Regions from separate parts of the Homo sapiens genome. Here region 1 is linked to region 2. A link is a contact called in ENCODE Hi-C or POLR2A ChIA-PET data. All regions are on one chromosome and are shown on one strand. The core of a region is the stretch at or near the end of the contact, and the rest is flanking DNA. Distances in the headings are between cores, read along the strand shown. Region 1 overlaps SORBS1 (sorbin and SH3 domain containing 1). Region 2 has its middle 18 kb from the start of PDLIM1.

Region 1 (3,907 bases), core at 300-2,799, 150 kb after region 2:
GGTTTCTTAACATTTATATAGGTCCAAGTGTCTCTAAAACTAAAGTCATATATACAAGTACTGAGTTGGCGCATAAATTGCTATCTAGCTATCTAGAGAAAAGGGCTTTGTTATGTTGCCCAGGTTAGCCTTGAACTCCTGGCCTCAAGTGATCCTCCTGCCACAGCCTCCCAAGTAGCTGAGACTACAGGCATGCACCACCTTGCTCAGGTCAGCTTTCTCCTAAAAAAAAAAAAAAAAAGAAAGAAAAAGAAAAAAAATCCTTAACTTAAAGCAAGTCCACAAACAAATGTCCTTTGGTGCTTCTGAGCTCATTCATTCAGTAAAAGTTCACTAAATGTGAACTAAATGTGGGGCATTGAATAGTGGATCTCACTGTTTAAATTTATATCTTGAATATCTAGAGAGCAAACCATCAAAAAGTCTGACAGAGGGCATGTTAAGAAGACTATAGAGATGGGGGAAAGGATAAAGGTCCCATACAAGAATCCCCACCTCACCTCCCCTGCACCTTTTTTTTTTTTTTCCAAGTATGCAACAAAAATCCTTCAGGAAAAACGTAACTTTAGAACTCTTGGGTTGGTTCCCAATATGCTTAAAGGGAGCTCTGGTATTTGTGGAGTTTGGTGAATATATTACACTTCTGGAGGAAATCCAGCTTAAGAAGCATGTAATTGTAGACTTTTTTCCTATCTGTTTAATAATAAAAGTACAAAAATAAATAAGCTTTTTCTTCTGTAAGAATGTGAAGCCTAAGTTTAAAAGATTTTTATACACTAGATTGTAAGGGAAAAAAACTAAAATATGTGTTTTAAGCACTTACTAAAAACAGAAATAAAAAACACTTGAACTCTCAGAATGGTAATGAAGCATTTCAAATTCCCCTCTGCTAATATCGCAGCTCTAACAACTAACCAGCAAGCTCAAATGCAGAGAATCAGGTGCAGGGAGGCCTTAGGTAGCATGAAATCCGGGATGGCTACACAAGTTTGCCAACAGACTTTGATAAATGGACCAGTGGATAGGGACAGAAAATCCCAGCGACTCCAAAAGTTACATCTACATGTCATTTAAAATACATTCCTTGTTCACTGCTGGTTACACTAAAGTCCAAAGAGAAGAAAAGGAGGAGCAGGCGGGCTCCGGAATGTGCCCTAGACACTGACCACATGGAAACTGGCTGGAAAAGCCCTTCCTTGGAGTCACCCAGCAGTCAGCATTTACTCTTTTAATAGGGACAAGCAGCAGAGTCCTTTCAACGGGGGAAACCCTTCCGTGGCCCCTCAGCTCTGCAACCTCATTAAGTTCAGAGTGAAGCCAGCTGCCAGGAAAGCAAAGGGTGACCCAGCCATGGCTCTAGCAATTCCTAGCAAAGAAAATAAATTGAGTGCGTGAGAGCTCATAGATCACAGTGCTAGAAGGGAGATTTCAGGCAACTGCCAGGAAGATAAGGAAATCATCCTTCGAGTGTGCCTCTTCCAATGTGAAGATGCCTTTGCAGCGTTGGGGTTGCCTCGGAACTGCAAAACCAAAATGCTGCCTAGTCAAGTACTTCTGATCCTGCCTGGAAACAAAGTGTGGTTTCTCTGTAGGATGTGTCAGGTCCACATTCAGTCTCCTTGACCCCATTGCTGCCAAGGAGGGACAGGAGATGGAGGAGAATGAGACACAGGGGTGAGGAGTCCCCAAAGACAAGCAAAACAGAGGGGATGAAAAGGAGACCAATGTGTCCCAGCCCAAACATTGTTTCAGCAGGGGAAAAAGAAACACCAATTCGTTACAAGAATCATTAAAATTATAAAGATAAAAATATACATATAAATTTATTCACTAAACAGAGGGTTAAAGTTTTATTTAAATCTTATTTCTTCTATCACTGAAGTCTACACAAGTGACATTAAGAAATTATATTTAAGCACAGATACATTATGTGAGATCACTTTTAAACTCAAAGAAGTTTTAAGATATTCAAAGTGATTGCTTCTCTCTAATCCCAATTGTCAGTCCCTTAAAAATATCTTTAGGCCAGTCGTGGTGGCTCATACCTATAATCCCAGCACTTTGGGAGGACGAAGCGGGTGAACCACTTGAGCTCAGGAGTTTGCGACCAGCCTGGGCAACATGGTGAAACCCCAACTCTACAAAAAATACAATAATTAGTCGGGCGTGGTGGTGTGTGCCTGTAGTCCTACCTACTCAGGAGGCTAAAGTGGGAGGATCGCTTGAGCCCAGGACGTCGAGGCTGCAGTGAGCTGTGATTCCACCACTGCACTCCAGCCTGGGAGACAGAGCAAGACCCTGTCTCAAAAAAAAAAAAAAAAAAAATTAATAACTTTATACAGAGTACAGCCAGAAACAAACTGACCCCTTTTTGGCTTTGATTTCTTTACTTTAAAGGCCAAAAATGCTGCTTCATGTAAGTATGTGGTTGGAAGACCCTAATAAAACCATCATCATCTCTTTTGCAGATAACTGAATGAATATTATCTTTACTTTTACCCCCAATGATAATTATTGAACTAAATATTAGTTATAATCCTTGATATAACATTGGGTCTCTGTCTTCGTCCCTTTTTCTCCAAATTTACTGTTTTATGAATTCACAAATGATTTAATAATCAGAGATTTTCTCAAATGCAAGTTTTCTTATTGATATTGAGAAAGTATTTTAAATGACTACTTGCAATGCTGTTCTAAGTCAACTCTGATGAGTTGGAGAATTCGGAAAAACAGCAAGAGCATTTTAAAATTATTCTCACATGTGCCCTTCAACTAAATTTCTAACTTGTACTTTGAAAATTAATTTTATTGCACAAATTGAAGACACTACCCACAGTGCCTTGAAGTCTCAAATCTCACTCATAAGTAAAAATATGGACCCAAAATCAGTCAGCTTTGCTCTCAAACTTTCATTATACATTTGTATTCTCTGGATTTAAAAATAAGTATCTTAAATTGAGATAACAAATAATCTTTGCAAACGTTCCCACTGTATGTACTAGAGGGCCTCAACAAAACTGCTTTACATGGATCACCTGGGGAGGCACTTATTTAAAATGCGGATTACAAGTTCTGCAGCCAGATATGCTGATTCTGAAGTTCCAAGGGGGCCCTGGAATTTGCATTTCTGGCAGATGTCATTTAGGGCTATACTTTGAGAAATGTTGGTCAATACAACCAAGTGACGGCAACACCAAGTATTAAACGCTGATGCTCAACCCCAAACTGTCACACAAAGCTGGAAATGTTCACTAATTTGTACCATCACTTTAAATGTAATTTATAATTTGTACTGATCGCGTCAGAATTGCATTAAGCAGGGAGACAGTTTTTCCTTTTTTTCCTGCAAAAATGTTCACAGTGAATAAAACAATGTGCAAATGTGATTCCACTTGCTGGGCCTGCCAGTCATGACTGCTGCCCCATCTGCACACAGTCTGGCACAGGGTTTCCGAGTGAGAAGTTTACTAGGACTATGCTCATCCATTAACTTAAATATTTCTAAGCCTGGATGTTTAGGAAAGCAAAGAATTGAAATGCACCCTACCTTTAAGACTATTTCATATCATAATCCATAAAATGACTATAACTTAAAAAATGGATATATTTGACACATCTGTGATGCCATCTAAAGAGCAAGTGTTTACTTTTTAATTAGACAGGCTTTGATCTCTAATAGTCCATTAATACTTTATCCTATCACATTATTTTCAAAGGAAAATTTCCATTTTGCATCAAACTCTTAAATTCCAACTTCTCGATGTGTTTTCACTAAGTATAGTCTTTATGATTATTCAGCAACAGAAAAAGTTTCTTAAAGAAAACAATTGGAAAAGCAATTAAAACTAAAAAATTCAAAGGCAGCCATTCAAGTATCAAACTTTTTGTAAGAAGACTCTTTTTCAAC
Region 2 (3,665 bases), core at 170-2,669:
ACCTGTCAGTGGAGATAAGAATACCTTCCTCACCGAGGTGCTATTAAAAGATAACACATGGAAAGTGCTGGTATACAGTAGGCAATAGAATGACTGGGGAGCTCCAATGTGGACATTGCAGATTGCCTTCCAAACATCCTTTTTCTTCCTCCTTCCTAGAAGGATCTCACTTTGGTCCAGGCATCTTTCCCTCCTAGATGAAAAAACTCAAGACAGCCTATGTGGCATTTCTGAGGTCTCACAATGTATGTAAGCCTAAGAGGCATTTGAACTCAGGTCTTCAGACTGCCAGCCCATTGTTCTTTCCAATACTTCTCCTTTTTTCAGGAATTAGTGCATGTATCCAACACAACAAAATACCAGAACTTAGAAGTTCTAAACTGTAGTCCACTCCTCCTCAAGTGAGTGATCCAAGCATGAGACAAAAGCCACAAAGGTTTTTCTTTTTTTCTTTTTTTCTGAGATGGAGTCTCACTCTGTCACCCAGGCTAGAACACAGTGGCACAATCTCGGCTCACTGCAACCTCTGCCTCCAGGTTCAAGCGATTCTTGTGCCTCAGCCTCCCGAGTAGCTGGGATTACAGGCACCCACCACCATGCCCGGCTAATTTTTGTATTTTTAGTAGAGACAGGGTTTCACCACATTGGCCAGGCTGGTCTCGAACTCCTGACCTCGGGTGATCCACCCACCTCGGCCTCCCAGAGTGCTGGGATTACAGACATGAGTCACCATGTCTGGCCAAAAGCCATAAAGGATTTTACAACCTAACCTTGGAAGTGATATGCTGTCACTTTTCTGCAACATTCTATTGATCACACAGACCAACCCTCATAGAATGGGGAAGGGGATCACACAAGAGCCTGAATACCAAGAGGTGAGGGTGACTGGAGGCATCTTTGGACGCTGACTACCACAAGCAGCTTCACATCATTTGAAAATAGTTCTGACATTATGAATCTCCTGAAAGGGCTTGGAGATTCCAAAGTGACCATGAACCAAGCTTTGAGATCATCGATTTACATTATGCTACTATTGAAGATGATTTGATCTCCCTTTTGCAGATTCGTCTGTTTGTCAGATATTACTTGAAAAACAAGTAAACCCTAAAGGTAGAGAGACTCTTAATCTACTCAATATTTTGCCCCTGACAAGGCTAGAGTGAGGGTCCTGGAAGACCAGTGCAGTTGTCCTCCGGGACAGACTTCATAGTGTCACACGGTCATTCAGAGCTTCTCATTATGGATTTTTGCATCTATGGATTTATCTTAAATGTTCTATAATATTTTCAATCTGAACCACTTTGTTGGCTAATTTGTTCCAAAAATTACCTGTATCAAGTGATAAGTTCTTTGATTTGTCCTAAAAGACCTGGTTAAGTGTTCCTGAGACAGATGTGGTTTCTATGTGCTAAGACTTGGAAAAATACTCCCACGTACAACTCATCCAAACATCCTCTGTGACTTCTGAGACATCAACTTTGTTCCCTTCCATTAGAGTCTGATATTTTTAGCATGAGATACGGTTGTGCTGTGCCCCCCTGGTCGCATTGGCCCCCTCCTCTGGGACTTCTCCTCCCACTGTATTCTTGTCAAGACCTTGGCTAGCAAAACTTCAGCACATAGCCTGCTTTCAACTACACTGAAGTTTATACTGGGACAGGACAATAGTGTTCCATTTTCAAAGTGTGTTACAATAACTCTCCAAGTCCAGTGGACCATTGAGCTGTTATCTGTCCAGTTTCCTTTTCCCCTTCTTAGAGCAGACACCCCTTCGCCCAGCCACTCCTCTCCCTCATTCTTTGAGGTTTTGGTTGAGCTGCCAATTCACCCACCTCGGCCTCCCAGAGTGCTGGAATTACAGGCGTGAGTCACCATGCCTGGCCAAAAGCCACAAAGGTTTTTACAAGTAAAGTTGCCTCTTTAGTCAAAGTGATTAGTCTAGGGAAGAGTAAATATCCAGGCTGGGCCTGCCAGCATCTGGAGTTGTTTTCAGGGAAAGCCAAATAGGAAGGTCCTTTTGCCTTGAGAATTTGGAGTCAGAGAGCTGGAAGGAGGCTGGAGCAGCTTGCAGCCATGTTTCCCACTGCTGCATTCAGTAGGTGAAAATGTAGCCAAACAAAACGCCAAGAATAAGACAAATACTGATGAGAAAGTTTGAGTCTCTGGATTAACTCCTGACTGAGACTAGTTCTAACGCCCTTTGGTATGTCTCAGCCAATGCAGTAGTGTTAGGTTTTGTTTTGTTTTTGTTTTTTTGTGAGATGGAGTGCAGTGGCACGATCTCGGCTCACTGCAATCTTTGCCTCCCGGGTTCCAGCGATTTTCCTGCCTCAGCCTCCTGAGTAGCTGAGATTACAGGCACACGCCACCACGCCTGACTAATTTTTGTATTTTTAGTAGAGATGGGGTTTCACCATATTGGTCAGGCTGGTCTCAAACTCCTCTCCTCAGGTGATCCGTCCACCTCGGCCTCCCACAGTGTTGGGATTACAGGCGTGAGCCACTGCGCCCGGCCTAAGCTTCTACCATTTAATCATTGAAAGGGCCCTCCCACAATTGACTCTTTGGGCCGTAATTATATTGGGAGAGATCTGCTCTCCGCAGGAGCATGTATTGAGATAAAATAACAGAGGGCTGAGGATGCAGTGAAGATCTAGAAAGAGGATGAAGAAGGGGTTGGCCAGTCAAAAGCGGGTGAACCAAGGAGCCCCAATTCATGGAAGCGGACAATGTAGTAGTTTTAATTGGGTGGTGGGAAACACACTTCCATGGACTTGGTGGGAGTATAATTGGAATTTTTGGGAAGTCAATTTGGAAATCTCTTAAGGTTTGAAATGTTCCTGCTCTTTAAGCCAATAATTTTACTCAAAGCAGCATTGTTGTTGTAAAAAGCTGGCAATAACCTTAAATACCTGCATCATCAATAGAGGATGGGTTAAGTAAGTTATGGAAACATGTCCAAGTTCTACTAAAGGAAAGTAAAAGTGTATGAGACTACATAAAGCATTTTAGAGACGTGTGTGTTTAGTATGTGTAGAAAAGCAAGCTGGGAGGACCATATATAGGAGTGATCTCTGTGAGGAGTGTTATTATGGAGAACTTTCACTTTCTATGTTTGTATGAAACCAGCATAATTTGAAAGATTAATTCATTGTTTCTGCCACTGTAAGAAAATGGTTTCCCTTCTTTCATTGTTGGTAGAACATATTCTGAGTTCTAGGATCTCTGGCCTCAAGGGCTTATTTATCTGTTTATTTGATAAACAAAGGATTGAGTGCCACATTAGACTCTCTTCTTGGTGCCAGGCATATATTAGCAAAACAGAGTCACTAACCCCATGGATTTTACAGGATTGCTTGTGGAGACAAATTTCAGATGGTGATAAGTGTTATGGAGAAACAGAGGAGGAAGAGGGGGATGGAATGCAGGGGGTGGGGACAATAGGTTCCTAGATGTATGTAAAGTAGTCACGAAAAGCCTCATTGAGAAGACAACAGGAAGACCTAAAGGAGGAAGAAAACCATGCAGCTCTTGGGGAAAGGGCCTTCCAGGCACAGGGGATTGCAAACATGAAGACCCTGAACCTCAAATGTGCTTAATGAGTCTGAGGCCATAAAGAGGGCTGTGTGGCTGGAATGAAGGAGATGAATTCAGGGGTTAGGGGG

What was found. A loop is a pair of places that touch in the nucleus more often than their neighbours do. ChIA-PET counts read pairs that join two places held with the same protein, here RNA polymerase II (POLR2A). Pooled maps may share reads with other maps.
Region 1: POLR2A ChIA-PET joins it to region 2 with 13 read pairs in Panc1. The contact joins two enhancer-like sites. A Hi-C loop is called at or near these places in 3 of 37 single-sample maps with no recorded cell type and 4 of 50 pooled maps. POLR2A ChIA-PET finds 5 or more read pairs at or near these places in 1 of 52 experiments (Panc1).

What each region holds. Positions count from the first base shown.
Region 1 is chr10:95,458,407-95,462,313 of GRCh38, forward strand. All of the region lies in intron 2 of SORBS1 (sorbin and SH3 domain containing 1), which reads right to left. Among named protein-coding and RNA genes, the nearest start is that of SORBS1, 100 kb to the right of the region's middle. Within about 2 kb of position 1,550, at least 5 of the 41 ENCODE cell types and tissues checked have a DNase peak (open chromatin) inside an H3K27ac peak, as active enhancers do.
Region 2 is chr10:95,307,077-95,310,741 of GRCh38, forward strand. No RefSeq gene overlaps it. Among named protein-coding and RNA genes, the nearest start is that of PDLIM1, 18 kb to the left of the region's middle. RefSeq lists an enhancer at 3,075-3,254. Within about 2 kb of position 1,420, at least 23 of the 41 ENCODE cell types and tissues checked have a DNase peak (open chromatin) inside an H3K27ac peak, as active enhancers do.